2 separate regions of the Homo sapiens genome follow, and region 1 is linked to region 2. A link is a loop called in an ENCODE intact Hi-C map of the cell type or tissue named here. Cell type or tissue: mammary epithelial cell. All regions are shown on one strand. Links, peaks and the distances in the headings refer to the core of each region. The heading gives the core; the rest is flanking DNA. Region 1 overlaps LINC02981 (long intergenic non-protein coding RNA 2981). Region 2 holds the start of HOXA5 (homeobox A5).

The links. Peaks named below come from ENCODE experiments on the same cell type or tissue, not always from the same donor. Only the 100,000 strongest peaks of a DNase experiment are listed, where the experiment ranks them.
Region 1: a loop joins it to region 2, with 6 times the contacts of the local background. A loop is called at or near these places in 4 of 110 quality-filtered maps.

What each region holds. Positions count from the first base shown.
Region 1 is chr7:26,496,393-26,504,719 of GRCh38, forward strand. The region is part of intron 4 of LINC02981 (long intergenic non-protein coding RNA 2981); the gene reads left to right. Among named protein-coding and RNA genes, the nearest start is that of KIAA0087, 38 kb to the right of the region's middle. In mammary epithelial cell, for the core only: a CTCF peak has its summit at 4,556 (motif pointing left); no DNase peak of the experiment used is centred there.
Region 2 is chr7:27,139,646-27,147,972 of GRCh38, forward strand. HOXA3 (homeobox A3) reads right to left here. Exons shown (of 6, transcript NM_153631.3): 2 at 438-541. It overlaps HOXA5 (homeobox A5), which reads right to left and starts at 4,036. Exons shown (of 2, transcript NM_019102.4): 1 at 3,401-4,036; 2 at 1,407-2,440. The coding sequence starts at 3,962. The coding sequence ends at 2,190. It overlaps HOXA6 (homeobox A6), which reads right to left and starts at 8,129. Exons shown (of 2, transcript NM_024014.4): 1 at 7,663-8,129; 2 at 5,751-6,272. The coding sequence starts at 8,104. The coding sequence ends at 6,013. It overlaps HOXA-AS3 (HOXA cluster antisense RNA 3), which reads left to right and starts at 719. Exons shown (of 3, transcript NR_038832.1): 1 at 719-894. RefSeq lists an enhancer at 1-443. In mammary epithelial cell, for the core only: CTCF peaks have their summits at 2,490 and 4,287 (motif pointing left); DNase peaks (open chromatin) are centred at 356, 1,706, 4,106, 8,186 and 9 weaker places; H3K4me3 peaks cover 6,900 bases; H3K27ac peaks cover 7,052 bases.

The sequences.
Region 1 (8,327 bases), core at 145-8,144, 640 kb before region 2:
TTACCTTTTCCTTGTTGATGAACATTTAGGTTGCTTTCATTTTTTCTTGCTTATATAAAATAAACATTCTTGAACATAAATACATGTTAACAGCTCTGAAAATTACTCCATGCCCTTATTCTTTTTCTTTCTTTCTTTCTTTTTTTTTTTTTTTTTTTGAGACAGGGTCTCACTCTGTCACCCAGGCTGGAATACAATGGCATGATCTCTGCCTCCCGGGTTCAAGAGATTTTTGTTCCTCAGCCTCCCGAGTAGTGGGACCACAGGCGTGCACCACCATGCCTGGCTAATTTTTGTATTTTTTGGTAGAGATGGGGTTTCACCATGTTGACCAGGCTGGTGTTGAACTCCTGGCTTCAAGAGATCCACCCATCTCAGCCTCCCAAAGTGCTGGGATTACAGGCGTGAGCCGCTGTGCCCAGCCATGCCCTTATTCTTGATCACCTTCCCTACATTTGGAGGGGTTATGGAGACATAAAGTGTGCCTAAGATCCTGATAACAGAGCAGATGGTTTATTTTTTGTGGCAAGGATATTTTGTGGCAAGGATGTTTTGCATTGATCAGTTGCATTTAATAAATTAATTACTTTATTTATTCAATAGGAATTTACTAAAGTCATGCTATACGCTAGGCACTGTGGAGGGACTGCAGAAAGACTTCAAGGACTGCACCGTCTTGTTAGAAAGATGCCTAGACAACATTTGAGAAACGCTGATCATGTCTGATGACACATAACTGCTAACAGTTACATGGAATTTTCTATATGCTATATACAAACATACAAATATATGTATGTATATTTACTCAGCTCTCACAACAGCTACTACTGTTATTATGAATCCTGTTTTATAGTGAGAAAACTGAAACATGGAGAGGTTAAGTAATTTGCCCAAGATCACATAGCTACTAAGTGGTGGAACTGTGATTAGAATCCAGGCATTCAGGCTCCAGAGTTCATACTCTTCACATACCACATCTATCTTGAATATAACAATGTAGAGAAAAAGAATTATAGCAAGCATATGTCTAGGTAAGCATTTTCCAGAAGTGACTGTTTTTTTGCATTGGGTTTGTAAACTTTCAACAATAAAGCAGGTTGGACTTTATATCAGTCAAAGCAGAATATTCTGATGTCACCTTCCCCAATGTTTAGGATGTTAATGAGAATTGCTAATCCAAGAGAAGAAAATAATCTCATCTAATTTGGGTAAGTCAATTATTTGAAAGTAGAAGAACCACCCTTCCACCTCTCTTGTTCTAAGGAACCTCTGGGGGAAGTACTGGAAAAATAATGCTTTCTAATAAGCCCAATAGGGCTTTTGATTTGTAATAACTATTTTAATAAGTATCAGTTCAATTCCTATTATTTTTAAGAAGTTCATTGAATGAATTAAAGAACAAATGAATGAGCAATGCTTTAGGCTATAGGCTTTCAGAGGACGTAATTCTATGAAACAGACTCAGTGGTATGCTGGCACCAGCTCCTACTTGCGTCTCTTTTCAACTTTGTGTTCAGTGACTTTGCCTTGGTAGCTTGACATCAGCCATGGTGGGAATATTTAAACTAAATAACTGAGAAAATGATTCATATTAGAGAGCTTTCTTTTTTCCCGGGAACTAAGTGTTAAACATTTACCAGCACACCACTGCCTAGACTTGTTAGGAAATTCACAAGTGAGAAGAAATTCTGTGATTCCAGGAGATGAAAGAGGGAAGTGTAATGAGAATATCAACTTGAGTATTTTATCCGTTGCTTTCTTTAATTGGGTCATTTCAGAGGGTGGGTAGATTTTGTTAAGACAGTTGAAATATTTAGGTAGGTAGAGGGGTGAGTGCAGTTGAAGAGTAAAGGCTGTTTGGGGCAGACAAAAGAATGATAGCACTCTTTCAAGTGCTCTGCCACCAGCAGTAAAAGTCGGGAGAAGGACCTAGCACCAGGACACGTGATCTGTCCGGCGTAAGCGAGTGCTGAGTCAAAGGCCTGCAATTCAGGCCCCTGCTCTGGGGCACGGTCAGTTTCAGCCAGGCCCAACTCTCTTTCCCAGGTCCATGGCGTGGATGGCACCCAGAATCCAGCAGGGGAGTGCTGGTGGATACACCTGGGAGGGCCTGGTGGAGGATCATTTGCGTGCAGAAATAAGGAAATAGACATATTTGAGCTGGAAGAAAATCTTACATGTCTGATCCAATTCTCTCATTTCACAGATAAGGAAAAGGGGCCCCAAAGAGTGAAGAGGGGATGTCCTGAGGTCATGAGGCTGGCTTACAGCAAGGATCTGGACCAGACAGCAGGGTGGGACCCTCAGCTGTCCCCATACTTGCTGCTTGATATTGGATAGGTTATTTAGGCTCTATGTGTTTTCTCATAAACACATAGAGGTTAGGTAAAAATGGTGGTGTGAGAATGAACTAATACATGTAAAGAGCTTGCATGTAGTAAGCTCTCAATAAATATTAATAATACTGGGCACAGTGGCTCACACCTGTAATCCCAGCACTTTGAGAGGCCAAGGCGGGTGGATCCCTTGAGGTCAGGAGTTTGAGAACGCCCTGACAAACATGGTGAAACCCCATCTCTACTAAAAATACAAAAAATTAGCCAGGCATGGTGGTGGGTGCCTGTAATCCCAGCTGCTCGGGAGGCTGAGGCAAGAGAATCACTTGAACCTGAGAGGTGGAGGTTGCTTTGAGCCCAGATCATGCCACTGCACTCCAGCCTAGGTGACAGAACCAGACTTCATCTCAAAAAAAAAAAAATTAATAATATAGAGCCCTTGTGTTGACACTATTCTCTTTTACAGCCAGAAAGAGAGAAAGATTACAGAAAATAAAAATATATTAATATATTAAAGGCATAATACTGTGAATTAATACTGATTAATTCAATATACTATTATATCAAAAACCAGGATACTAATAATAAATAATATATGGAAAACCACCATACACATTGGTAAAACATTAACATTTTCAAATCTCCAATCCAAGAATTTTCCCCAAATCCAGATTGTGCAGGTATTTTAGTGAATGATTCACCCTACAGAATTACTTATTACATTTTTCTTTAAACTTCAATGGATTTGTAGCTGAATGAGGGATCAGGTAATCACCAGACATCTTGGAAGGGCACATGATCCCTCAGGCCTTTTCTTGGAGAATGTTTAAAGAAACCTCTTCCTTCCCATTAGGGAGGCCGACCATGAGTCCCTTTGTGTTGACAGTGAAGGTGTCTGGGGCTACACCTCTTTCACATGCTCTGCCACCAGCAGTAAAAGTCAGAAGGCCCTGGCACAGGGCACACCTGATCTGTTCGGCATAAGTGCTGAGTCAAAAGCCTGCAATTAAGGCCAGTGGCTGGGAGGAGGCCTGGTCCCAGCCTCTCCTTGATTTGCCTCACCCCACCCAAACACAGGTCATGTTCATCATCTGCTAGCCAGCAAGGAAGATGTGTGGGGTACAGGTTACAGGGACTGAGCCCGGAGCCTGACTTTCTGGGCTCTACCACTCGTTGTCTTCATTTCCAAAGGCAAAGCACTTGACCTCTCTGAGCCTCCATTTCTCATCCATAAAATGGGGATGATGATAAAAGTGACTGCTTCATAGGATTGTTGAGAGGATCAACTCAAGTAATATGTGAAAAGTGGCACATAATAAGTACTCTGTTTCATGTTTCTAATTAATTTTATTTTTTTTAGGTTTTTTACTGTGGTAAAATATATGTAACATAAAATTTACTATTTTACTATTTTTAAGTGTAAGTGGCGTTGAATACATTGTGGCATTGAATACATTCACACTGTCATGCAACCATCAACACCATCCACCTCCAGCCTTCTTCGTCATCCCAAACTGAAACTCTACTCATTAAACAATAACTCCTCATTCCCGCTTCCCCTTAGCCTCTGGGAACCATTGTTCTTTGCCCATTTTTAAATGGAGGTTGTTGCTGGGTTGTGGGAGTTCTTTATTCTGGATATTAATCCTTTACCAAATAGATAATTTGATTTTTTTTCCTATTCTGTGTGTTGCCTTGACTATGTCCTTTCATGCACAAAATATTTTAATTTTGATGAAGTCTAGTTTACCTATTTTTTCTTGTATTGCCTGTGTTTTGGTGTTAATTCCAAGAAATCATTGCAAAATTCAATGTCATGAAATTTTGCCCCTTTCTTCTAAGAGTTTTATAGTTTTAGCTCTTATGTTTAGGTCATTGATGACTTTGAGTTAATTTTTGTTTATGATGTAAGGTAATGGTACAACTTCATCCTTTTGCATGTGGATATCCAGTTTTCCCAGCACTATTTATTGAAAAAAAGACTGTCTTTTCTCCATTGAGTGGTCTTGGCATCCTAGTTGAAAATCATTTGACCCTATATATTAAGGTTTATTTCTGATTTCATTGGTCTATGAGTCTGTCTTTATGCCAGGACCACTCTGTTTTGATTACGGTAGCTTTATAGCAAGTTTTGAAATCAGGAAGTGTGAGACCTTCAACTTTGTTCTTCATTTTTCTGGATGTTTTGGCTATTCTGGGCCCCTTGAGATTTGAGAAAGAGTTCCCTCTACTGGCAGATCTAAGACAGTCTGTTGACTCAGGTACCTGATAATTTTTGAAGATGCATTTAAGAAGTTAAACTATTGAGAATAAAAAAATCTTAGCTAGGCTTTATTTTATTTTTCTGATCGGTTAGAGACTCTTGGAGACTTCTCTTTCTTCTCAATCAATTTGACTGAGGTATAATTAAAAAAAAATAAAACATACTGATATGGCTTGGCTGTGTCCCCACCCAAAATCTCATCTTGAATTATAATCCCCATAATCATCATAATCCCCACGTGTCAAGAGAGAGACCAGGTGGAAGTAATTGAATCATGGGGGCAGTTTCCCCGATGTTGTTCTCGTGATAGTGAGTGAGTTCTCACGAGATCTGATGGTTTATGTGTTTACTAGTTCTTCCTGCGTTAATTTTCCTTCCTGCCACCATGTGAAGAAGGGGTCTTGCTTCCCCTTCGCTTTCTTACACGATTGAAAGTTTCCTGAGGCCTCCCCAGTCCTGCGGAACTGTGAGTCAATTAAACCTCTTTCCTTTATAAATTACCCAGTCTCGGACAGTTCTTTATAGCAGTATGAAAACAGACTAATGCATATACAGACACATACACCTAAGTAACCATCACTATCGCAATCAGGATATCAAATATTTCTATCAACCCAAAAAGTTCCTTTGTGATTTTTGTAGTCAGTCCCCACTCTTGATTCCCCATGCCCCAGGCAACCACAGGTCTGCTCCCCGTCATATAGACGAGTGTTGTCTGTGTTCAGATTTCAAATACATGGAATTGCACAATATATGCTCCTATGTCTAAATTTTTTTCACTTAGCATAATGTTTTCGAAATTCATTCATGTTGTATTTATCAGTAGTTTTTAGCATTGTATCGCACTGTGGTATTTCATTGTATATATCATCATTTGTTTATCCATTGACCAGTTGAACATTTGGGCTATTTCCAGTTTGGGGCTGTTTTGAATAAAGGTGCCAAGTTCAAGTCTTATTTGCAGACATATGTTTTCATTTCTCCTGAATAAATACCTGCAAGTGGAATTTCTGGATCATATTGTAAGTGTATGTATAATTTTATAAGAAATTGCCAAGCTGTTTTCCACAGTGGTTGTATATCTCACCAGCAGCATATGGGAGTTCCACTTCCTTCACATCCTTGCCAACATTTGGTGTGGTCAGTCTTTTAAATTGTAGCCATTTTAGTGGCTGTGTTGAGTATATGAAAAATCATTGTTAGGTTTAGTTGTTCTTCTCATAGCAAGACCTTGAAGCCTTAAAAATATATTTTTAAAAATTTTAACTGTAATAAAAAACACATAGCATAAAATTGATCATCTCAGCCGTTTTTGAGTGTAGTTCAGCAGTGTTAAGTATATTCACATTATTGTACAACAGCTCTCCAGAATGTTTTCATCGTTCCAAATAGAAGTTCTATACGCATTGAGAACAATAACACTTCATTTCTACCTTCGCCAGGAGACTTTTAAAATTACACTTTTTATTTTGAGGTACTTATAAATGTATATAGAGTTGTAAGAAATAATACAGAGATATCCCGTATACTTTTTACTCACCTTCCCCCAGTGGTAACATCTCACAAACCTATAGTACAATATCACAACCTATTGGAACCTTTTAAAAATACACACCTCTCAAAGTTGAGTGAGAAGTCACAGAAAACAGGCACCATTAGATCATGTCCTGTGCTCCACTGTCAATGAGACAGGGAGAATCTGAAGCATCAGAGGCTGTCCTAACCATAATGCCAATGAATACTCTGAGAATCACATTTCAGGGACCGCAAGAACCACTGATCCGTTAATATTGGCAACACCAACGCTTAGTGCTTCCAACCTGAAAATGCTGCATCTGGAATTTCAAATTAGGCATCCCTGATGAGAAAGTGAGATGCAGAGTAAAGGGCAAGGAGATGGTCAAAAGCAAGAGGTATATTCATTTAGACCTCTGCCAGTGGGACTGGCACTCGGCATGTCTTCTTTTCTCACCTAGACATTTCTGTCTTTCTGACTAGGAGTAATCATGGGTGGTGGTTCCGTTCAGGGAGAATGAAATAACTGTGGACCCCCAAGCTCATTTGAGCTAATAGCTTCAAAATACTTGGGTAGATGCCCAAATAAGTAATGAAATGGACTAGTTTTAGTTTTAGCTTTTTGTGCTTCCACTGCGCATCTCTGGTGGAGGGAAGGCTGAGCAGTGGAATGGCTAAGGTGCAGGGAGTCAGGGATAGGAAGAGAAAGACCCAGGTGATCTTCAGACTGGATAACCAGCCCCTGCGGGCTCTGGAGCTGATGGTAATGATAGGAAGCAAATCCTGAAGGTAAAGGTTATAAGACAGTCCTAAGGGCGGGAAGGGTGAGGAATGAAATCAACTGCAACGACAAATGTAATTTTTAAGATAACCAATGAGAAAGAAAAAGATGAAAATTAGCTTGATGAAAAATGGATATAGTGACTCTTTCCCCATTTCCTTTAGCATCTTTCAGAAGACGATCGTTTTAGGGCAGTCCCCACATGATGGTGACAGGACAATCACTCTTTTGGAGATCATTTTTGAAATTATGGCAAAGTCAAGGGCACCCGCTGTAAGTTCCTTCGCATCCTCTTCTCCATCTCCAGCTCTTTGCCTGTTCTGAGCTCCTGTCTCTGAAGAATCTCTCTACTTCCATTGTGAGTTCATCTCCCTGTGCCCTTGGTCCCTCCTGCTGCCCTAAAGTCTCGCTCTATCAGGAACGCATGCTCCCCTTGGATCTTCCAGCTCTCCTTTCCGGGACCTGCAAGCATGTTTGGATCGCCCCTTCCTTCAAAACACATGCCTTAGGCCTGCTCCCCAATCACCTTACCGACCTCAACCCCTCCTTCCTTTCATTAGTAAACGTTTTAAAAGAGTACTATCACCAGCTACCTGTCTCCTTGACCTTGGGCCAGCTGCTGGTCGCCTTTTCCCAACACTGTTGCCTGAGGGCTGTCAGCGCCCTCCCTGTAGCTGCGTCCCCGGCCTTTTCTCCTGGATCATCGTCTCTGTTGCTCTGGACACTATGGACATGTTTCTTTCCTGTGTCACCCTGTACTTCCTGGGATTTTGTGCTGTCACCCTTTTCCCTTTCTCCTTTTCTAGGACATCTTTGCCACTTCCTCTGCCCCACAGATTTAGGTCTCTGCAGAAGTTCACTTCTGGGTGTTTTTCTCTTATTTCCTATTTTGTATAGTCTTTCTTCCAATAGTCTCGTCTGCTTCCTCTGTTTCAATTAAAGCCTCTAAGCAGATGTCTTTGAGTTTCATTGGTTAGACCTTTCTAAGGTGCCTAAATTGTGGGGTCGTGTCAGGATGAGATTGTGCTTTTGATTGACCTTTGTACCCCCTAGCATAATGTCGTAAATATAGTAGAAGCTCAGATGATATTTGCTGAATAGCATTTGTATCCCCAAACTATTGGATGGTGGGATGTTGGGATCTCTCATTTTTTTTGTCTTTTTTTTTTTTTTTGGTAGAGATAGTGATATAGAAGTTAAAAAGAAATTGTTTAGGCAGATAGAAAGGGTTAGGAAGTCCTCAGTAATGTTTTCCTTTTAATGACTAGCAGCCCTCAAATCATTTCTTTTCTAACAAAGAGCAGCCTGTAACCTCAAGCTGCAGACATAGATAAGCAAGCTGGAAGCTTGCACCAGTAAATGCTGGCAGCTCTGCCAATAGGAAAAGGCTACCTGGGGGCCAGGAATGTTCAACATGGTGGCTCTAGCTTCC
Region 2 (8,327 bases), core at 262-8,261:
CCGCGGCCGGCGCCCCACTGTCTCCCAGCCCCGACCCCAGGGCTCCGCGACCCCCAGGAGCTGGCCCCGGCCGGCCCAGCAATTGCGCGGGGGACTGGGGGTGCGGCCCTGCCAGGTCCCCACACACAGGCCCATTCGCACACAAAAATCATCTTTTTGCACGCCGGCGGGAGCAGCGGAAGTCATTAACATCCGCGGTTGTGCTGCAATTAAAGTTAGGCCTGGGGATGCGGCGCGGCCACAGGCGCTGCTCACTCTGCTGCCTCCGCAGAGTTGGCTCCTGGCGCTGCTCTTTTGGGCAGAGGGAAAGTTTGCTCTGCCTTTTCGAATTCAGAGGCAGCCTGAGTTATTGAACCAGAGAGAGAGAGAGAGAGAGAGAGAGAGAGAAAGTTTCCAAAGTACAAATAAACTTGAAAGCGCTCAGGAGGCGAGCTTACCTTAACTCGGAGGGAGCCATTTTTCAGAGAGTTTTGAGAACTTGTGGTTTGGACACTTCTGGACCTAAAATTGACAGTTTGAATGGCCAGGCGGCACACGTAGCCTGCAAAAGAGTCAAATGGAGTCCAGCGTTAGTGAGATTATATGTTATGTGGTATATAATGTTGGATGTCAACTCCCCAAAACCATAAAACTTACTTTAATGGCCCCACGTGACGTTTTATAGCCAGTGAGCCGATCTGTCTGTGCTATGGATGATTTTACGATCTAATTCATAGACAAAACCCTATTCATTTGGCACCCAAATGTCATATAGCCGGAACTGGGGCTTATAAAGTTTACTGTTTTATAACTTTTAAAAGGAAAGACGGCATCAGTGTAAGCAGTCGGTAAATGTGCAAATCTCTAGTTGCGCTTTAGCTGCTCTGAGGAGTTTCCCAATCGAGCTAGGATGGGGTAAGTACCTTCAATTTGTAGCAAATTAATTGTAGCAAAAGAAGCCAACTGGGTCCCGGGTGAAGAGTGGGGAAGGGGTGCTGGGATGGGTTAAGGGCAGAGGGTTTGGGGTCCACAGACAGACATAGCAGCGTCTTCAGCAAGTGGAGGCCTAGGACAGCCTTAGGAAAGAGGCAGGATCTGTGTGGCCTGAGGGCGGCTAACAAAGCCCTGGGTTTTTTCTCCTTTTTTCTTGCTCTTTCTCTCTTTTTTGTACCCAGCAAGTTAACTTGGTTTCCTCAGAGATGGACAGGGTGTTCTGGGGCTTTGGAACAGCCTACAGCTTTTTCCACCTTCTGCCCTGAACTTTGCAATGGGTCAGAGGTAGGGAAGCGATGGGACAGTGTTGGTATGAGGTCTCCCTGCACAGGTCATCTGCTCAGGTAGCCTCAGACCCAACAGCTTCCAAGACTGCACAGACAGACAGAAAAGCAGACAGAGCCGCTCACTATTTGGCACAAACCAGACCAAGAGAACTTACAATAGAAAGTTTATTTTTTGTTCCAGTCAGTATTTTTTCCTTAAAAACAAATACAAAAAAAAAAAAAAAAAAAAAAAAGCTGATCACAGTTTGCTTAAAACAGCCAGACTTGGACAATATTTGTAACTTTGTTCACAAAAACATACATCACTGAAGCTGCGCTTATAAGAGCCACTTCCAGAGTTCGTGCAAAGGGTCCTATAAAGGCACGCAGGGACACACCGCTTGGAGTCACAGTTTTCATCACAGAGTCACTAGTCACTACACGTCGAACAAGTTGTGTCTCATCAAGTCACCTCTACAACAGCATTAATTACACAAGGAATATAGGTAGTTTGAATAAAAATATCTTTAACAGCTTGGAGCTATTGAGACAGGAACACTTCCACGCACATGCACAGTTAAACAACTTGAGTGCAACACACAACATTGGCACTAAACGAGATTGAAGGGGGACTTTTTGTGTGTTTTTTTTTCTCTTTTCTTTTTTTGTTATAGTTACTTCAAGTAACACAGCTTGCTTCATATAAATAAGTTAAAACATCTATTTTTTTTCAAGACAAAGCCATTCAGGACAAAGAGATGAACAGAAAGCAGATCTACTTATACAGGCGCTATAATGGCAATAAACAGGCTCATGATTAAAAGATGAATTAGGGCAACGAGAACAGGGCTTCTTCACAGAAGGAACACAAGGGAGTTTCAGAAAGTCACCTTAGTACTGACACTACGCGGGATCCGCTAATACTGCTCAGTACTTTAAACGCTCAGATACTCAGGGACGGAAGGCCCCTCCTGCCGCGGCCATGCTCATGCTTTTCAGCTTATTATCTTTTTTCCACTTCATTCTCCGGTTTTGGAACCAGATTTTAATTTGTCTCTCGGAGAGGCAAAGAGCATGTGCTATTTCAATCCTCCTTCTGCGGGTCAGGTAACGGTTGAAGTGGAACTCCTTCTCCAGCTCCAGGGTCTGGTAGCGCGTGTAGGCCGTCCGGGCCCTTTTGCCTTCCGGGCCGCCTATGTTGTCTGCAATAGAAAAGTCAGCGGTTTAGCCACCAACTCCTGTCTTCCAAAGTCCGCCAGGGGGACAAGCTTGGGTCATGAGCAGGGAACCCAGGCGAAAAGCTCAACAAGTTCTGCCTACCAGCCCGCACACCCCTCCCGAATTTCCTTCTCTCTTCCTTTCTAGAAAGAAAACAATACGATTTGGACCCTGGGAACAATCTGCCCATCTGAGGCTGGGGCCGTGTCCCGGCGGACTCCGGCTTTCCCTGGCCCCTCTCCTGCCCCCTCCGCCCTGCCCCGGGCGCCCCGATCGGGAGGCACAGCCCTCCCAGGCTGCCCACCGCACAGAAACCCAGGAAGCAAGGCCCTTTCCTGAGCGCCCAAGTGGCCTTCGGGTCACCCTCCCTCAAAGTTCCAGCCCCGAGAGCCGCCTCCCGTTTCCAGCCTGCAGGGTTGGGGAGCCTGTTTTCTTTTTCTTCCCTTTCCTTCTCTCTCCCTCCTGCCCCCAAAATTCAGAATCCTGCAGGCTCTCGCCTCGATTCTTTCCCCCAAGCCCCTTTTCGGGGGCTGTAATTAGTAACGCTGTTTCCCCAGCGTAGCCCTCCTCATAAATTATCCGCCGTGACAAGCCCGATTCACGGCTGCTACAGCCATCCTCTACCTCTCTGCGCCTTGCTCGGCTGGCCTGACCCGGGAGCGCGTCCCAAGGCGTGGGGTTCCAGAGGGGTTTTTTGCTTCCTCCCCCTTCCAACGTCTAAACTGTCCCAGAGAACGCCCATTTCCCCCACTATTTGTGAGCGCAGGGTGCTCGCAAAGAAGAGGAGGAAGGAGGAAGGCAGGGGAGGGAGAACGGCAAGGAGAGCTCCGCAGGGCTGGGAGAAATGAGACCAAGAGAGACTGGGAGAGGGCGGCAGAGAAGAGAGGGGGGACCGAGAGCCGCGTCCCCGCGGTCGCGTGGATTTAGAAAAAGGCTGGCTTTACCATGACTTATGTGCAGCTTGCGCATCCAGGGGTAGATCTGGGGTTGGGCGGGCGGCGCCGGGCTCGGCTCGCTCTGCGCACTCGCCTGCTCGCTGCTGGCAGGGGCGTCCTCCTCGGCTCCGGACGCCGTGCCAACCCCCTCTCTGCTGCTGATGTGGGTGCTGCCGGCGTCGGCCGAGGCGCCGCTGGAGTTGCTTAGGGAGTTTTTCCCGCCGTGGTGGCTGTCGCTGCCGGGCGAGGGGGCCACGGCGGAGCAGGGCAGCGGATCGGGCTGAGGAGAGTGCGTGGACGTGGCCGGCTGGCTGTACCTGGGCTCGGCGGGCGCCGCGCTGGCGCTGGCAGCGTAGCTGCGGGCGCGCTCTCCGGAGCCAAAGTGGCCGGAGCCCGAGCGGCCGACGCTGAGATCCATGCCATTGTAGCCGTAGCCGTACCTGCCGGAGTGCATGCTCGCCGAGTCCCTGAATTGCTCGCTCACGGAACTATGATCTCCATAATTATGCAACTGGTAGTCCGGGCCATTTGGATAGCGACCGCAAAATGAGTTTACAAAATAAGAGCTCATTTGTTTTTTGATATGTGTGCTTGATTTGTGGCTCGCGGTCGTTTGTGCGTCTATAGCACCCTTGCACAATTTATGATGAATTATGGAAATGACTGGGACATGTACTTGGTTCCCTCCTACGTAGGCACCCAAATATGGGGTACGACTTCGAATCACGTGCTTTTGTTGTCCAGTCGTAAATCCTGCCTGATGACCTCTAGAGGTAAACTCGTGCACTAATAGGGGAGTTGGGTGGAGGCGAGGGGGGTGGCGCGCGCGCCCCGGGCGCGTGCCCGCCGCCAGTTGCCGCCGTTCAGCCGGACTCGAGCGCCACCCGCTGGAGGCAGGGCTCATCGCCCAGCTTCCGACCGGGGGCTGCAAGGGCCGGGGTCGAATTGAGGTTACAGCCCATTATGGCAAAATTATTGCATTTCCCTCGCAGTTCCATTAGGATGTACCAATTGTTAGGCCGTCAGCTGCCGATCGCGCGCCCGGCGAGGATGCAGAGGATTGGGGGGAGGTGGTGACTTGCATTTTATTTACAACAACTTTATTTCCCCCGTTTTGCAGCCCCTCTTATTTTTGTGTCGAGGTTGGGGTCGGTACTGACCGTCCTGCCAGCAGCTCTGAATTTTGAAAATACAGATATCACCTTCGGGGAAGGGGGAAAGCCATTTAGCCAATTGGAGAAATAAATCCTGCCCGCAGCAGCAGCAGCTACAATTACGGCTCTGTTTTTGCGAGCGCATGAGGGACAGTGTCCCTGCCGCTCTTAAATGACAGGCGTCTATTAAAGATAGCTTTTGTGTAGTGTTTCTCCAAGGCGAGGTCAAATTCCATACACTTTTATAACCGTAGTCGATTTTTCTTTCGTGTGAATATGGTTTTCGTGTCATTAGTTTGCGATTTGATTTGCTTACGTATCCAGCCTGGAAAATCTTCATCACAGGGTCCGGTTCCTCGAGCCAGCCGGGCCCCAAGTCGGAGGGTTCTCCTTGAACCCAGCGAGTGGGCCCAGGCTCCCTGCAGCCACAGAGGCTGCCTGGGGTCTGGGGATCCGTGGGGCGGGTTACTGGGGTCTTGCTTAGACCTCCAGGAGTAAAATGAGGGCGATAATGGAAGCATTCCTTGGCAGTGCCTAGTATCTCTGTAGTTATTTTCCACGGCTCCGAAAGACTCAAGTAAATCACAAATATAGCTGAGAGGCAAGTGGAGTCTCCCCGCTGGAGGCCCGGCGTTGCAGGCGCCCCTGGCACGTCTGGAAGCCAGGACTCTGGCGGCTCCCATGGCCCTGGGCCCCTCGTTGGGTCCTGAACGCTGCTGTGGCGGCGACGCGGGCGCTATCGGAGGCTGGGAGCGGGAATCCGGAGCCGGGAGCCTACCCCGGGCTGTAATGTTCCACCCGCGCCCAGGTTAACTCGCCTCGGCTGAGGCTGCTTCTCTTCCACTGACGGTTGCACACGCGGGACCGAGAGACTGGGCTCTGTTGGGGCCCCCTTTGTTCCTCGAGCTTCCTTCCTGTTCTGGGAGGCGGCTTGGGAGGCCGCGACAAGGCCGGGCTCCAGCTCTTAGACCCCCTCTTTCCACTGGCCAGAGATGATTTGATGATGCCCTTCGGGACTTACTGGCGAGGGACTTAGGCAGAGACGCCCAGACACGAAACGGGGCTCGGCCCAGGGCTCTTTCCTCCCCAGCAGCCCCGCGTCCCGAGGTCGGGGAGCTCAGAGACACTAGCACAGGAGCCCCAGACGCATTCAGGGCGCACCCCAGAACTCCGGAGCCGGTTTGGGCATCCTTGTGGAGCGGGACTGGGTGTGTGCAGTGCGCCCCGCTCCACCGCTGGTATTGGCTGTGTGTGAGGTTTTGTTTTGTTTTGTTTTGTTTTGTTTTGTTTTGTTTTGTTTTGTTTTGTAAGAAATAAATGCACAGACGCTTGCAAAGCTCCGGGCTCCCCTGAAGCTGCGGAAGCCCCCAGATGGGAGCAGGCGGGGAGAAAAGTTGGGGAACAGGCGAGGGCAAGGGGGCAAAGCCGAAGGAGGTTGCAGCGCTGGCCTGGTCCCTGCCCAGGCATCTACTCGCCCGCCTTTGCCTCTGAGTCCTCCCCGCTGGGCTGCGTGGAATTGATGAGCTTGTTTTCCTTTTTCCACTTCATGCGGCGGTTCTGGAACCAGATCTTGATCTGGCGCTCGGTGAGGCAGAGCGCGTTGGCGATCTCGATGCGGCGGCGCCGTGTCAGGTAGCGGTTGAAGTGGAACTCCTTCTCCAGCTCCAGTGTCTGGTAGCGCGTGTAGGTCTGGCGGCCTCGGCGCCCATGGCTCCCATACACAGCACCTACGAGCAGAAACGGCCGGGCGCCGGTAAGCCAGGGCCTGGAGGGTTGACCCAGTCAGCCCAGTGCCTCCCACAAGAGGCACCCAGACTAGAAACCACCCCGCCTCCACTCCAGCCTCTCCCACTATGTCTGGGGCCCAAAGCATACTGAATGGGAGATTATTTCATACCAAGCGAGATGTTTTCCACCTATAACGACTTGGGGTGGACATTATCGTTTTTGAAAAATCTGCCTCATAGGAAAACCATTACAAGCAAAATAACAGAATGAGCATTCTTAATTTGGGATGCCCAGGTCGTGTTTTTGTGGGGATGCAGGGTGTGTGTGTGTGTTTGTGTGTGTGTGTGTGTGTGTGTCTGGGGTGGGTGGTGTGGAACCATGTAAGTAGTGTACACACTCTGAATTCATAGTGGTCTCTCTGAGGATGCTACTGTGACCAGCCATGTCGGAACTCAACACATTTTTTGAAGAGTTAAAAATGGTCAGCCCTCTTGAATCTTTACACATTCTCCCAAATTATATGACCCTTCTGAGAAATGCAGAACTCCCCCAAGGATAAAGTGGATGTTAATGGAAAACATTATAATTTTAACAATCCGCATTAGGCTCTGTCCTAGGGAATTCCTAGGAGTCTTTGGGATTCCCTGTGGAGTCCTTGGAAACCAGAGGCTAAGAGATGGAGCTATAGGTAGTCTAGGATTTCTGGCAATGTAGGATTGTGTTGGGCTGTCTGATCTGGTGCCAAAGTTCCCCAAGGGTGGTGGGGGGTCCCTCCAAGACAGGTGTATGAAGCTCAGGCATGGGCTCAGAAGAGGGCAGAAGTTGGCTAAGAGTGGGCAGTTGAGTAGAAGCCGGGGGAGATGAGGGAGGAGAGAGAAAAAAATCCTGAGTCTGGGGCTGTGGCCCTCCAAGGCTTTGGGGAGACACTGGAAGAGGCCAAATGGCCACCTCTCTGTACGGGTTTCTGAAGGGCAGAAAGGAGAGGGGGTTGGGAAGCAAAGGGTATTTATCAGTGACGCAGTGCAAAAGGCCCTCTGGCTTGGGAAGCTGAGCAGGGTACTCAGGGTGCATGGACAGGCTGTCCCTCCCCACCAGCCTCTCTCTCTCTTCAGGCTGTCCCTGTCACAGGTCTCATATACGTGCCAGTGCCCCCATCCTCCCCTAAGGTGTCAGCTTACATGGACACTGGGGCCTTGCCCTTCCTCTGCCATGGCCTGATAGCCCCATTGGGAACTGATTTTTTCTTCTCTTTTAAGAAGCCAAAGAAACTTTGCTGGTTCTTTCATCCTTTCTTTCTCTCTATTCCTCTTTCTACTCTGTTTCCTCCTTCTTTCTTTCTTTTCCTGCCTCCTTTCCCCTCTCCCTCCACTGTCTTGGGATATGTCTTACCCGCGCAGGAGTTCATCCGCTGCATCCAAGGGTAAACCGGGCTCGTGTACTTCCGGTCGGCGCCTTCGTCATGGAGTGCTTTGCCCTGCCCGCTGCTGCTGTCGGGTTTGTACTGCTGCTCGGGAGAAAAGTGCAGGTAGTCCCCGGGGCCCCTCTGCTTGCCACTGCCCGAGGGCGAGGCGCCACTGAGGTCCTTATCAGAATAGAAACACGAGGCCCCGTACTCGTAGGACGCCCGGTTGCAGGCCAGGACCGAGTTGGACTGTTGGTAGAAACAAGGTGAGGTGTACGTCTTGTCCGGGAGACTCGACGCCCCGTACGAGGCCGGGAAGGGCCTCAGCGCGTCATAGCCAGCCTGGTAGAGGGGCAGCTGGCCCAAGAAGGAGTCCTGGCCGCTGGGAAGGCTCCCGGGGAAAGTGGGATTCACAAAATAGGAACTCATTTGCGCGCCCCTCTGCAGGACTGTGATTTGTTGTGTATTAGTACATCTGGCTATAACTATTAGTAGTCATCGAACTGGTTTGTTTCTGGATGGCCGAACGCCAAAAGCGACAGCAGCAAATCGCACCAGCTGACGCGGCGGCGGCCAATGGGAGCGAACGCCGGAGCCCGCTCCCCGGGGACCGCGGCGACCGAGGCAGCAAAGTTACAAACAGCCCCCAGCC